Regions from separate parts of the Homo sapiens genome. Here regions 1, 3, 4 and 5 are each linked to region 2. Evidence: chromatin contacts called from ENCODE Hi-C or POLR2A ChIA-PET data. All regions are on one chromosome and are shown on one strand. Each heading gives the region's core, a stretch centred on a gene start or an enhancer-like site at or near the end of the contact. The rest is flanking DNA. Distances are from core to core; before and after follow the strand shown.

What was found. A loop is a pair of places that touch in the nucleus more often than their neighbours do. ChIA-PET counts read pairs that join two places held with the same protein, here RNA polymerase II (POLR2A). Pooled maps may share reads with other maps.
Region 1: a pooled map shows a loop between it and region 2 (5-fold over the local background). The contact joins the promoter of ZNF564 here to the promoter of ZNF440 in region 2. A Hi-C loop is called at or near these places in 8 of 50 pooled maps. POLR2A ChIA-PET finds 5 or more read pairs at or near these places in 2 of 52 experiments (CD8-positive, alpha-beta memory T cell and activated CD4-positive, alpha-beta T cell).
Region 3: a loop to region 2 is called in a pooled map, with 4 times the contacts of the local background. The contact joins the promoter of ZNF490 here to the promoter of ZNF440 in region 2. A Hi-C loop is called at or near these places in 1 of 37 single-sample maps with no recorded cell type and 7 of 50 pooled maps.
Region 4: a loop to region 2 is called in a pooled map, with 5 times the contacts of the local background. The contact joins the promoter of MAN2B1 here to the promoter of ZNF440 in region 2. A Hi-C loop is called at or near these places in 2 of 50 pooled maps. POLR2A ChIA-PET finds 5 or more read pairs at or near these places in 4 of 52 experiments (H1, RWPE1, WTC11 and 1 more).
Region 5: a pooled map shows a loop between it and region 2 (9-fold over the local background). The contact joins the promoter of ZNF799 here to the promoter of ZNF440 in region 2. A Hi-C loop is called at or near these places in 4 of 50 pooled maps. POLR2A ChIA-PET finds 5 or more read pairs at or near these places in 2 of 52 experiments (WTC11 and naive thymus-derived CD8-positive, alpha-beta T cell).

The regions. Positions count from the first base shown.
Region 1 is chr19:12,550,225-12,552,924 of GRCh38, forward strand. ZNF564 (zinc finger protein 564) reads right to left here and starts at 1,258. Exons shown (of 4, transcript NM_144976.4): 1 at 1,106-1,258. The coding sequence starts at 1,108. LINC02926 (long intergenic non-protein coding RNA 2926) reads left to right here and starts at 1,502. Exons shown (of 2, transcript NR_187485.1): 1 at 1,502-2,645. RefSeq lists enhancers at 1-397, 1,056-1,165, 1,231-1,525, 2,309-2,700 and a silencer at 746-825.
Region 2 is chr19:11,812,967-11,815,666 of GRCh38, forward strand. ZNF440 (zinc finger protein 440) reads left to right here and starts at 1,307. Exons shown (of 4, transcript NM_152357.3): 1 at 1,307-1,484. The coding sequence starts at 1,482. RefSeq lists silencers at 1,142-1,221, 1,642-1,711.
Region 3 is chr19:12,609,446-12,612,145 of GRCh38, forward strand. ZNF490 (zinc finger protein 490) reads right to left here and starts at 1,368. Exons shown (of 5, transcript NM_020714.3): 1 at 1,119-1,368. The coding sequence starts at 1,235. ZNF791 (zinc finger protein 791) reads left to right here and starts at 1,475. Exons shown (of 4, transcript NM_153358.3): 1 at 1,475-1,637. The coding sequence starts at 1,635. RefSeq lists enhancers at 1,037-1,256, 1,587-1,646 and a silencer at 1,387-1,446.
Region 4 is chr19:12,665,478-12,668,177 of GRCh38, forward strand. MAN2B1 (mannosidase alpha class 2B member 1) reads right to left here and starts at 1,265. Exons shown (of 24, transcript NM_000528.4): 1 at 1,066-1,265; 2 at 226-328; 3 at 1-48. The coding sequence starts at 1,224. WDR83 (WD repeat domain 83) reads left to right here and starts at 1,330. Exons shown (of 11, transcript NM_001099737.3): 1 at 1,330-1,515. It overlaps WDR83OS (WD repeat domain 83 opposite strand), which reads right to left. Exons shown (of 4, transcript NM_016145.4): 4 at 2,596-2,700. RefSeq lists enhancers at 1-831, 488-537, 598-727, 748-877 and a silencer at 1,128-1,407.
Region 5 is chr19:12,399,974-12,402,673 of GRCh38, forward strand. It overlaps ZNF799 (zinc finger protein 799), which reads right to left and starts at 1,298. Exons shown (of 4, transcript NM_001080821.3): 1 at 1,095-1,298. The coding sequence starts at 1,097. RefSeq lists enhancers at 593-682, 1,403-1,452 and a silencer at 913-1,072.

The DNA.
Region 1 (2,700 bases), core at 8-2,507, 740 kb after region 2:
GAGGTTGCAGTGAGCTGAGATCGCGCCATTGCACTCCAGCCTGGGCAATAAGAGCGAAACTCTGTCTCAAAAAAAAAAAAAAATTTTACCGTAGAGTGTCAGGTTCTTATTCTCCGTTTCCCTCTCAGGTTACAAGTACACAAACAAGAGGCCGGGCGCGGTGGCTCACGTCTGTAATACCAGCATTTTGGGAGGCGGAGGTGAGCGGATCACCTGAGGTCTGGAGTTTGAGACCAACCTGGCCAACATGGAGAAACCCAGTTTCTACCAAAAATACAAAAAGTAGCCGGTCGTGGCGGCGCATGCCTGTAATCCCAGTTACTCAGGAGGCTGAGGCAGGAGAATTGCTTGAACCCGGAAGGCGAAGGTTGCAGTGAGCTGAGATCTTCCCACTGCACTCCAGCCTGGGCGACAGAGCGAAACTCTGTCTGAAAAGAAAAAAAAAACAACAAACAGAAAACAAATCCTTTCAAAAGAGTATGGTGAAAGAAACTATAAACAACTAAAATACTGTGTCTTAAATGTCAAACAAAAAACAGCTGATAATGTTGATTTGGCGAGGGGAGGTCACCTTTGGGAATGCGGGGAAGGAACCGGAAATTTAGGCATTTATTTCCAGCCCCAGAAAAAGCTAGGCTAAAAAAAACGGGAGTCGTAGGTTTGAGATTCTTTTTCCAGTACGTTTGGAAGACTCGGAGGAAGACCAGTCCCCCGGAAAAAAAGACGATGTACTGGGAAGGCCACAGCCCACAGCTCTTCCCATGCACGAACCGCACACCCGAGACGGGATTCCGCCTTATGACCCTCCCGTGTCCCAGTACAAACAATCTGGAGAGAGGCGGGGCTGCGGGCGCGGAGCTGCCCAGACAGGGCTCCGAGGCCGAGGCCGCAGTCGCCGCGCAGGGACGGGACAGGACGCCTGGGGTACTGGCTACGGCCCAACCCACCCTGCGGCCGAGGGGACAGAGGGCCGAGCTGCGCCAGGGAACTCGGGTCCCAGACCCTGGAGTCGCTGCAGGGAGGCCAGGGTGCTTCCACAGCCGGTTCCGGCCGGTTCCCACAAGCCCCTCCCCCAGTCTCCAGGCGCCCGGCCCCGCACACGCACCATTTCCTGGCTTCCAGGGTGTCCCGGGGTCCTGCCTACGGCTCTCTCCGGCCTGTGCAGGTCCCAGCGCGCCAGACGCTGCGGTGGAGCCACCGGGGCCACTGGAGAAGCGGAGACCGGAACCCAAACGCAGCGGACACGAAACAGGAAGACCCCGCGGAGTTGTTGAACATTGCCCCTGTCCCCCTTGCAGAGTTCCTGATTGGATGGTTTGCAGGTTCCCGCCCCAGTGCCCCTGATTGGGTGATGATTCAAGTCCTGCCCCCTTGGTACTGAGTGACAGGAGAAGCAATGCGGTATGTGGCTGAGTAAAGACAGATTGACAGGGTCTTGGCCACTGCCCTTCGCGGGCCGGGCTTCCTCCTTCTGTAACCTTCTGTGCCGGGGAGGATATTTGCATTTAAGCAGAAAGTGTTTCAGGCTCTGCAGAGGTGACACTGGCGTGTTTCTGCACTCAGGGTGCCCTTCCTGCCTTTTCCTCCCGGACACAGAGTCACAAGTGTGCACAGGGAATGACAGACTCGGCGTCCAGTGGAGCCATCCCCTGGCCTCGGAGTAGGAGGCGCGCCCAGGCCAGGCCAGACCACAGTGTAACAGGAGGGAGGAGGGCTTGCTTCTTTCAGGCAAGAAAATTAAAACGGACAAAGAAATAAAAGTATTAAATGTATAGGAAAAACTGGAGTTTTTATGACAGCGATCATCTATAAAGAAACCAAGAGAAGTAAGCAAACATTTGAACTAGCTCAGACAAGCAGCCTGCTTCACCCGCAGTTCACAAGGAAAACCCACAATCATAACGTTAAAAATATTCCCAAGCGCCGGGCGCGGTGGCTCACGCCTGTAATCCCAGAACTTTGGAAGGCCAAGGTGAGAAAATTGCTTAAGGTCAGGAGTTCAAGACCAGCCTAACCAACATGGTGAAACCCCATCTCTACTAAAAATACAAAAATTAGCCAGGCGTGGTGGCAGGTGCCTGTAATCCCAGCAACTCGGGAAGCTGAGGTACGAGAATCGCTTGAACCTGGGAGGGGGAAGTTGCAGTGAGCCGAGATAGCGCCATTGCACTCCAGCCTGGGCGACAGAGCGAGACTAAAAAATGAAATATGAAATGAAATGAAATAATGAAATGAAGAAATGAAATATAAAATAAAATAATCCCAAGCTTGGGACCCAGACTCTAACTGCTGAAATGGAACCCCAGTGTGGATCAGAACCTGGTGATGAGACAGGGACACTTAAGAATTCAACTTTGGGAGCTCAAGGTGCCCTCCAGTCCTCTCCTCACAGTGTGGAAACACTCTTTCCTTCAAAACCTTCATTTGTACCAGCAGGAAACTCTCACCCGGAGTCAATGTAAAGTCGTGACCTAAATAAATTGTCATGTTCCCAAACCTTTTCTCCAGGGGACAATGCAAACAAGTTTTTCACTGAGTCTGACCCTCACAGATTTTCTTCATGTATACAAATTACAGCCTGACTCAGCGACCCCATGAATGCTAAAACCAAAACACTGTCCAGGAAATGGCCCCAGGCGCCAAAGGTACAACCTCAGAAAAGACAGAACCCTCCACCCCCAACCCAACCACATCTGCACA
Region 2 (2,700 bases), core at 57-2,556:
CCGAATGAGACCTCATCTCTACCAAAAATAAAAAACTAGCCAGGCATGGTGGCAGGCACTTGTAGTCCCACCTACTTAGGAGGCTGAGGTGGGAGGATTGCTTGAGTCTGGGAGGTTGAGGCTGCATTGAGTAGCCATCGCACCACTGCACTCCAGCTTGGGCGACAGAGTGAGACCCCGTCTCAAAAAAAGATGGCTAAAACATAATTTTTTTTTTTTTGAGATGGAGTCTCACTGTGTCTCAGGCTGGAATGCAGTGGCACGATCTTGGCTCACTGCAAACTCTGCCTCCCGGTTCAAGCAATTCTCCTGCCTCAGCCTTTCAAGTAGCTGGGATTACAGGCATGCGCCACCATTCCTGGCTAATTTTTGTATTTTTAGTAGAGATAGGATTTCACCATGTTGGCCAGGCTGGTCTTGAACTCCTGACCTCGTGATCCACCTGCCTCAGCCTCTCAAAGTGCTGGGATTACAGGCATGAGCCACCGCGCCCGGCCTGCCTAAATCATAATTTCTATGACAGAATTTCTCATTTACAGCTTCCCCTGAGACCATCTTTCATTTCAGTTAACCCTGCTCCTTGGGGGTTATATGTGAGATAAAAGTGCCATGCTATATCATGTTCCCTGGCTCAGTCCTACACAGCATGTCCTGAAAAATGGGTCTTCAGTCACTGTCAATGCACCAGGGATAGATATACATAGTACTGAGAGCCTCTAAATCTTTAATAAGTTCTGGCTTGGTTAGCTCCCTTACAAGGAAAACCTTGCTGGAGTCCATAGCAGTGTGAGGAAGCCTTGGCCATGCCTCATCCCATTTCCCGCACGCTGGAAGACATCTGCCTCTCTCTCCTGGTGCAGTCGTGCCTTGCCTGGTCTGGGCTCCCCTCCTGCTCTGAGGCAAGCGTATCTCTCCATTGAACACTGAGTCTGAAATGCCCTGCACACACTTGTGATCCCGTGCAGAAGGAAGGAGCAGGGACAGCCCCTTGAATGAGGAAGCTAACAGTGCCTCTTCTAACAATAAGGAGCAAGTCGCCTTGAAATGCAAATATCTGATGACCAGGGCTCAAGGAAGGCGCTCGCTTAGAGAGGCTGTTCGCTTAGAGAGGCTGCTCGCTTAGAGAGGCTGCTCGCTCAGAGACGCTGTGGCCAGAACAAGTCAGACATGATCTGCAGGACCCGGTTACCCAGGGCTTCTGCTGTCACTCAGCACGGAGGAGGCGGGGCCTGGCGCCCCATCCAATCAGGGGTGCTGGGGCGGGGCCCTGTCAACTGTCCATCCGGGGAAGGGGGAAGGGACAGTCGCCCTCCGTCCATTCCTTTAGTGCTGCGCCGACAGCGGTCAGGATCTCGGCTTTCTTGCTTCGAGAGGGACTAGGTGCCTCCACCAGAGCTTCTGTCGCTCTGTAACCTGCACTGTGACCTACACTAGTCGCGGGAGCCACGCAGAGGACGCCGGAACACCCTGGAAGCCGAGAAATGGTGTGTGTGAGGGGGCTGGCGTCCGGGCGACTGGGAGAGGGGCTGGAATCGGCCGGAACCGGCTGAGGCGGGACCCGGGCCTCCACGCGGCGACTCCGGGGTCGTGGACGCGAGTCCCCTCGGTCGCAGGGTGGGGCTGGGCCGGCAGCCGGGACCCCGGGCCTCCTGTCCCGTCCCTTCACGGCGACTGCGGCCCCGGCTCCGGAGCCTAATCTGGGCAGCTCCGCGTCTCCCCACATTATGCGGGGGCCACGGGAGGGATATGGGGGGATCCCGCCTCGGATATGGGGTTTGTTAGAAACAAGTGCCCGGTGCCGCAAAGAAAACCAGCATCTAGGCAGAAAATTCCTCAGCAAAGCAAATTTATTTCTACACAAGGGTGCAGCTTGCGCCAGTCACAAGAGCACAGCGAGCGGGGTAGGGCAGGGGTTTTTCTCCTTAACGCAGTTTCTAGCACTTCTGTGTCCTTTCCTCATTGGCTAGGGTTGGACCTCACAATCTAAACTAACTCGATAGGCTAAGGTTTAAAATTAAATAGGGTCTGGCCAGGCGCGGTGGGTCACGCCTGTAACCCCAGCACTTTGGGAGGCCGAGGCAGGCGGATCGCGAGGTCAGGAGATCGAGACCATCCCTGGCTAACACGGTGAAACCCCGTCTCCACTAAAAATACAAAAAAATTAACTGGGTATGGTGGCGGGCGCCTGTAGTTCCAGCTACTCGGGAGGCTGAGGCAGGAGAATGGCGTGAACCCGGGAGGTGGAGCTTGCAGTGAGCCGAGATCGCACCACTGTACTCCAGCCTGGGCAACAGAGCGAGACAACTGGGCAACTCCGTCACACACACACACACACACACACACACACACACACACACACAAATTAAATAGGGTCTATGAGACGGGAAGGAACAGGGACTGTCCGTTACTAGGCGGGAAGGCGTATCTGGACTTGTCTGGGCGCGGCAAAAGCGGGAAGGTTGTTTACAGAACAGGTAGCTAGGAGACAAGGAAGTCGGTCTCAAGAAACAAAGAACAGCTTACTAAAGCTTTTAGAAAAGTAATTTATCATCTCTGACAGGTTCGTGTGGGAGGAGTAGCGGTCTTTGGGGTCCCCAGTGCCCACTTTTTTCTGTTAAAAATTAAACTGAGGTACGTTAACAATTAAAGAGTTTAGGGCCGGGCGCGGTGGCTCACGCCTGTAATCCCAGCACTTTGGGA
Region 3 (2,700 bases), core at 118-2,617, 800 kb after region 2:
TGGCACAATCTTGGCTCACTGTAACCTCAAACTCTTAGCCTTGAGATCCTTCTGCCTCAGCCTCCGAAGGAGCTAGGACTACAGGTGAACACCATACCCAGCTAATTTTTAAAAATTTTTTGAGAAATGGGGTCTCGCTATGTTGCCCAGGCTGGTTTTGGGCTCTTGGTCTTTCCAAGTTCTGTAGGGACACTTTAGAAAACTTATTTGAGATAAATTTCCTTCCACTTTACAGCAACACGGATGGAACTGGAGGCCATTATCCTAAGTGCGATGATGCAAAAACAGAAAGTCAAAAACTGCATCTTCTTACATATAAGTGGGAGCTAAACAATGGGTAAACATGGACATACAGAATGGAATAATAGACACTGGAGATGCCAATAGGTTGGACAGAGAGGGGGGATGAGGGATGAAATATTACCTATTGGGTACAATATACACTCTTTGGGTGATGGGTGCACTAAAAGCCAGACTTCGCCACTATGAAATATATCCACGTAACACAAGTGCATTTGTAACCATAAATCTACAAAAATAAAAATAAAAATGAAAAGCAATAAAAACATGCTTAAACTAAAAACAAACAAACAAAAAAACAACGAAAACAAACCATTTCCTTCCAGAGTAAAACGCAGTTTACTGAGCACGTCTCATAGATCGTGATTGGTCTGAAGAGTCCCTGTGCCCAGGTTAGGGTTGCAATTTACCACCCGAGCCAAGTGCTCGGGTGTCCTACGGATTGTTTTTTCTTTCTTTCCTTTTTTTTTTTTTCTTGGGATGGGTTCTGGCCATGTTGCCCAGACTGAACTCAAACTCCTGGAGTCAAGCGATCCACCCGCCTCAGCCCACCCACCCCCCGACCTCCCCCACCGCCCCCACCACGCAGTAGCTGGGACTACGGGTGTGCGCCACCAAGCCCTGCCTTGGGGTTCCTTTTCTAAAGTGCCAAATGTGTGGAGGTGGGGAAAAGAAAGGTGGACGCCTCAACGCTGTTATGGTCAAAGATTAAAATGCAACCACACTTTTTATTACACATGATGGGGTAACCGTCTGTTTATAAACAAGGGTCACTATTCCACGAGAGGCCTTACAACATTATGCCAAGCCCCTGGTACCTGGAGGACATCAGACCCTCCTGTTCCTGTGCGGCCTTGACTAGACGACCACTTGCTCTGGACTTGCTCCTCGAGGGGTCGCTCCATCTGGAAACTGAGACTGGAATTCCTGCGCATCCCTGTCCCCGCATCCAGAAACACTGCAGGAAGACTTCCGTGTCCGACCCGAGATCCGGAACAATTTCTGCTTCAACACAATTGTCCACGGAGGGCACCAGTTCCGTCCCACCGGCGGAAGCGAGATCTGCCTAGCTACTAGACCTGCTGCCTAGCTGTCATTCGGACAAAAAGGGGCGGGGCTGTATAATTGTCCAATCAGGGGCGGCGCCGGAAAGGAGGGTACGGCTACGCTGCGCAAATGCGTGCTACGTCACTGTGCGATCGGGTTGTGCTTAGCTTGGGGTCTCCTGGCCCCTTGACGCGTCAGGTTGCTGTACCCCTGCATCGGATGCGCTGTACCCTGCGCTGGCTCCGTGAACCTTAGGGACAACACCGGGACACCCGCGAGGCCGGAAAATGGTGAGTGTGCAGGGCCGGACTAGTTGGAACCGGCCGTGATCGCGGGACCCGGGCCTCCCCACGGTCACCTCCGGCCGCAGTGTGGGGCTGGGCTGGCAGCTGGAACTCCAAGCGTCCTGTCCCGTCCCTGCGCGGCGACTGCGGTCCCAGCCCCGGAGCCCTCTCTGGACAACTCCGCGCCCGCAGCCCCGCGTCTTTCCCAGATCGTGCAGGGACCACGGGAGGGTCCTGGGGAGAATCCCGCCTTGTGTGTTTGGTTTGTGTGGGAGGAGCTACAGTCTGGGGTTCCCAGTCCCTTCTTTCTTCCCAAAGGCTGTTTCCCCCTGAGTCTTCCAAAGATGTTGGAAGCAGAGTCTCAAATCCACTACCCTGTCCCCCCAGCCTAGCTCCTCCCACGGCGGGCCATTAATCCCTAGATTTCCGGATCCCTCCCCGAATTCCCAAACGCCTACTTCCGCTCGCCAGTGGAAAACATCGTCACCAACTCTTTGTCCTGTGTGGTGCATTTCAAACACACGCAGTATTTTAATAATCTTTTTTCCAATAGATGCCTCTTTTAAACGATTTATTTCTTGTTTGTGGATATTTTACATCAGAGAAAAATCAGAAAAATTATTCACTTGGAACTAATCTGCATAAAATGCTGTGGCCCTCATCCTGGTACCTTTCCAGGGCACAGACATCCTATGGGAACTCCTTTGCGTTGAGGTTCCTTTTTGTAAACTTTCCTGGGTAATCTATCTTTTCAGCACAGTTTCAGATTGGCACTGTCCCGCCTTGGGTTTATGACCTTGAAAAGATTTATTCACTCGAATGTCATTTTTCCAATAAATATAAAATATATGTTATCAGAAGAACTTGAGAGACAGTACAAAATATTTCCAAAGGGCAAAAAAGAAATGAATCTCAGAAAACAAAAAACATCCCAATATTACATTTGTTAAAAATTCTTTGTTCTTTCCCTGAGCACATGGAATATGTTTCTCAGGTCTGTTCTTTTAGTTTGATGTTTCAGATGGTATTCCAGGACTTAAACTTGCAACATCTAGAAGCATTCAGATAG
Region 4 (2,700 bases), core at 15-2,514, 850 kb after region 2:
CCGAGTCCAGGATGTACTGCACACCGGCGTGCTGGATGTCATTCTTGACTGTGGATAACAGGGATAAGGCTCTCAGGGAACAGCAGAGCCAAGGGGGTTATTCCTAGACAGAGGAGCCCAAACCCTGGATATTAGGGTAGCACTGGCCCCACCCTAATGTCCAGGACCCAGAGGGATTACAGGGACCATGGGGATCCCAGGGACCAGTCCCCATCCTCTACTCACTTCCATAAAAGTACTGGTCCACGGTTTTGAGCCAGCCCACGTCATCATGTGTGTGAGGCAGCAGGTGCACGTTCAGCATGTTCGGCTGCACTGTGGGGCATGTCTGCACAGGGACCCCAAACACACATACCTTGTCAATAACCCCCGAGGTCGGGGGCTGCAGAGTAAGTCTTGATCTAGAGGTGAGTGACTCAGAGAGGCCTGATCTCGCCTATGTGCAGAGGAGGCCAGGCCCTCCCAGGCAGGACACACACATACATAGTTGTGCTCATAGATACAACTCCACTTTGCACAACCCCACAGGGCAGCTCTCATTCACACTCCGGGAAAATAATAATAGAAGTAGCTGATGTTTGTTCAGCATTTGCCGACAGCAGACGGCCACCGTGGGAGGTGGGGTGATGTTATCCCCAGTTTCCAGATGAAGGCACTGAGGCTTAGAGAGGATAGGTGACTTGCCCAACGTCACACACTCAGGAAGTGTAAGAGCTAGGCTGGAATTTCAGGCAGACTCCAGAGTCCCAGCTCTCAGCCAGCACCTCCCCCCACACATACACTGCTCACCCCCTGCCACCTCCTGCCCCTCCAATCCCACAGTTAAGTGCAGACAAAGTCTAGGCAAGCATCCCGGAGACACGGAGGCAGGTACAATCAGACACAGTCCTATACTCAGATGCGCACAGCCAGACCTCGCAATGACACAAAGCACGCACTCAGACCACACTGTCATATCATCAGCCATTCACTAGACACCCACAGGACAGACCCACCCACACCTCTAGACTGTATTCTGGGTTTCACTCTGCCTCCTGTACGTTTCAGCTCGGAGGCCCCACTCACCTCGTATCCCCCGGCCCGAGCACCGGCAGCCGCCAGCAACAAAAGGAAAAAGCAGAGAGGCGGGAGCGGTGGCCGCAGGGCGCGGGACATGGTCCAGGGGCCTGCTGAGTCCAGGCAGCCGCGAGCGCAGACCCCCGAAGCCCGCGCGTAGGCGCCCATGGCTCAGCAGCTTCCTCCTGGGGTTCCCCGGCCCTGGAAAGGCCGGGCAAACGCCCCGCCCCCAGACCCGGCCGGGCCAATCGGGGTGGGGGGCGGGGCCAGGGCGCGGTCTGGAGGCTCACGGGAGAGAGGCTGTAGCCCTGGGCAATCCCGGGGGTCGTTACAGGAAGGTAGGAAAATGCCACCCTCAGGGCACTGGTTGGGCTAAAGGTGACACTGGCGTCTCACGGGCTATGAAGACGGAATGCCTCTTAATGCCGGAATTCCAAGACGGAATGCCTCTTAATGCCGGTAGGAGCAGAAGTGCTTTTCCTAAGGGGGCCGGGTTTTCCTAGCCGGTGTAGTGTGTCCATGGGAATCCAGGGTGTCCGTCCCATGGACCTTCAGCGCTAGGGTCCTGGAAGGACCTAGCTTGCCTAAGAGGAGGATCTGATGAAGAGTCCTATACTGTGGGGATTGGGACGTTGGGTAAATACCCCTGGAGTACCAGGGATGGGATCCAGCCTGGTTGAGAAGGATCCCTGGGTGTTCCGGAGAGAAAAGAGGGTCTGACAAGTGGGGAAGGACCCCGAGTCTTTCATGCCTTTCCCAATTCCTACCAGTTCATTCTCTGATAAGAAAACAAAGCCCAGGGCAGGCGCAGTGGCTCAAGCCTGCAATCCCAGCACTTTGGGAGGGCCAGGCTGGTGAATCACTTGGGCCTGGGAGTTTGAGACCAGCCTGGGCAACATGGGTTGTTTTGTAGAGACGGGTTTGAAAACACAAAATTTGTAATTTTACACAAAATGTAAAAATACAAAAATTAGCTGGGCATGGTGGCACATGCCTGTAATCCCAGCTACTTGGGAGACTGAGGCAGGAGAATCACTTGAACCTGGGAGGCGGAGGTTGCAGTGAGCCGAGATCAAGATCATGCCATTGCCCTCCAGCCTGGGCAACAAGAGCAAAACTCTGTCTCAAAAAAAACAAGAATTAACTGGGCATGGTAGCACGCATTTGTGGTCCCAGTTACGTGGCAGGCTGAGGTGGGAGGATTGCTTGAGCCCAGGAGTTTGAGGCTGCAGTGAACATAGATTGTGCCACTGCACTCAGCCTGCATGACAGATCAAGACCATTTTCTTTCTTAAAAAGGAAAAAAAAAAAAGGAAACCAAAGCCTAGATTATCTAGGTCAGCAGGGCCATCTGGTGAGTTGCCAGAGGGCAGAAGTCACTGTCTTGTCCCTAGCACCTGACTTAAGACACAAGGTTTATGAAGTAAGCAAATGAACAGCCAGAAGCCTCCAGACTGGGGCCCCACACCAGGCCTATGGGGCTAGAGCCCTTCCCGCCAGGTAGGAGGAACACCCCACTGAACAGAAGAGGCTGACAGCCAGAGTGAAAAACTTTATTAACAACAGGTTTCAACGAGAAAGCAAATGAATACCCCTAGAAACATGGACAGCATCTCCCCCAGCAGCAGGCAGGGGAAGGGAGGC
Region 5 (2,700 bases), core at 48-2,547, 590 kb after region 2:
AAGCCATACATTGCTAGCTGAAAACAAGATGACAAACTAGTGAAATATCGCCTGGGGGCCAAACAGTTCATACCGTTGCTGTGAATTAAGGACAGAAGGTTAGCCTGGGGAAGTCTCTGGAAACCAAGAGATTTGCTGCCAGCCCTAGGAGGAGTCAGGATGAGAGAACACAGTGGTGGATTTGAGACCCTGCTAACCACATCTTTGGAAGACTCAGAGGGGAAACGGTCGCCCTTGGAAAGAAAGAAGGGACTGAGGACCACGGAGACCACAGCTCCTCCCACACACAAACCCCACACACGAGTCTGGATTCCACCTGGTGACTCGTCGTCACCGTGCAGCCTCCTCACCGGGTTCACAGGAACTGCGAGCCAGGCTGGAGGCGAGATTGCAGTTAGATATTAACCAGGTGCCCTCAGCCCCGCTGCCTCAAGGGGCCGCCTCCCTGAGAGTCAGGTCACAGCAGACGCTGACCGCCGGCTTCCCCATTGTGCCTGGGGATAAGATCTCTGAGAACTGCTCAAGAGTCGCCGGAGTTCTCAGATCCTGAATCCCAGCAAAGGCTGGCGCCAATCAGGTTGAAGTCCCAACGAGGGAGCCCATTCAGCAGAATGCGGTTTCTTCACCTCCTGTCCCAGGATTCACCCCTCACTTCCCCACCAACCAACGACCCTACACCCAGCCGCCCCCGTCCAGACCCCAAATCCCTCAGGGAGGCGGATCTGGGGTGTCCTCCCCTCTCTGGCTATTAAACTGTTTCTGCTGCAGCCCTCAGCGTCTCGGTGCAGTGAGTCGGGCCGCGAACCTGTGTTGCTTACAGCCGCACAATCTCGGGAGACGCGAGGCTGCGGGCGCGGAGCTGCCCAGAGAGGGCGCCGGGGCCGCAGTCGCCGCGCAGGAACGGGACAGGACGCCCGGGGTCCCGGCTGCATGCCCAGCCCCACCCTGCGGCCGAGGGCCGACCTACGCCAGGGGAACCCGGGTCCGTAGATCCCGGAGTAGCCCTTGGGGAGGCCCGGGTCCAGCCACAGCCGATTACTGCAGGTTCCACCCAGCCCCTCCCCCGCCTCGGGACGCCGGCCCAGCACACGCACCATTTCCCGACTTCCGCGGTGTCCCAGGTCCTCCGGACGGCTCCCGCTGCCAATGCGGGTTCCCGCGGGACACAGGCTGCCACGGAACTTCCAGGTCGTCTCTTAGCTACAGAGCCGAGCACCGAGCGCCCAGCGCAGGTGGGTGGAGAAGACGCCGCGGGCTTTTTCAACCACACACTCCTCTGGGAAGCGCGCCTGATTGACAGTTCCCACGAACCCGCCCCACGGCCCTTACTGGATACGGCGTCAGGTGCCGCCCCTCGTGGACTGATTGACAGAAGAAGCGATCTTGCACAGCTGAGTGGAGCCAGATGAGCAAGTTCCTGACACAGCCCTTGGCAGGGCGGGCTTCCTCCCTGCTCTTTGATCTGAATCCTCCCGAGGGATATTTGCACTTAAGCGGAATTTCCTGCCTGTACTCAATAGGACCTCCTGCTTCTTCCTCCTGTACACTGACTGACAAAACAATTATACTTTTTTTTTTTTTTTTTTTTTTTTTTCCGAGAGAGAGAGAGAGAGAGAGAGAGAGAGAGGGAGTCTTGCTCCGTGGCTCAGGCTAGAGTGCAATGGTGCGAGGCTCACTGCGACCTCCGCCTCCTAGGTGGGTTCAAACAATTCTGCCTCAGCCTCCCGAGTAGCTGGGATTACAGGTGCGCGCCACCACACCCGGCTAATTTTTGTATGTTTTAGTAGAGGCCGGGTTTCACCATGTTGGCCAGGCTGGTCTCGAACTCCTGACCTCGTGATCCGCCCACCTTGGCCTCCCAAAGTTCTGGGATTAGAGACGTGAGCCATCGCGCCTGGCTCCAATTATACTCTTTTTCAATGAAATTTTTCAAAATATTTCAATGTACAATTAAATTATTTTTTACTATAGTCACTCTGTTGTGCTAGCAAATACTAGGTCTTATTCATTCTTTGTAACTATTTTTTATACCTATTAACCATCCCCACTTCCCCCATAACTACTCCTCGCTACTACTTTTCCCAGCCTGTGGTAACCATCCTTCTACACGTTTTTGGTTGTTTGAGATGGGGTCTTGCTCTGTTGCCTAGGCTGGAGTGCAGTGGGGCCATCATGGCTCACTGCAACCTCTACCTCCCAAGCTCAAGCAATCCTCCCACCTCAGCCTCTCAAGTAGCTTCAGATTGTTCACTGTTGGCATATAAAAATGTTACTGATTTTTGTATGTTAATATTGTATCCTGCAACTTTACTGAATTTATTTCTCAGTTCTAATACTTTTTTGGTGGAGTCTTTAGGTATTTCCAGATATAAGATCATATTATATGCAAACCAGGATAATTTGACTTCTTCCTTTCCTTCCCAATATAGATGCCCTTTATTTCTTTTTTTTTTTTTTTTTGGACTTATTGCTCTAGCTGGGACTTCGAGTACTGTGCTGAACAACAGTGGTAAAAGTGGGCATTCTTATTGTGTTCCAGATCTTACAGGAAAGGCTTTCAGTTTTTCCTCATTCATTATCATGCTAGCTGTGGGTCTGCCATATATGGCTTTTATTATGTTAAGGTAGCTGCTTCTATACCCAGTTTTTTTTTAGGGTTTTTATCATGAAGGGATGTTAAATATTATCAAAAGCTTTTTC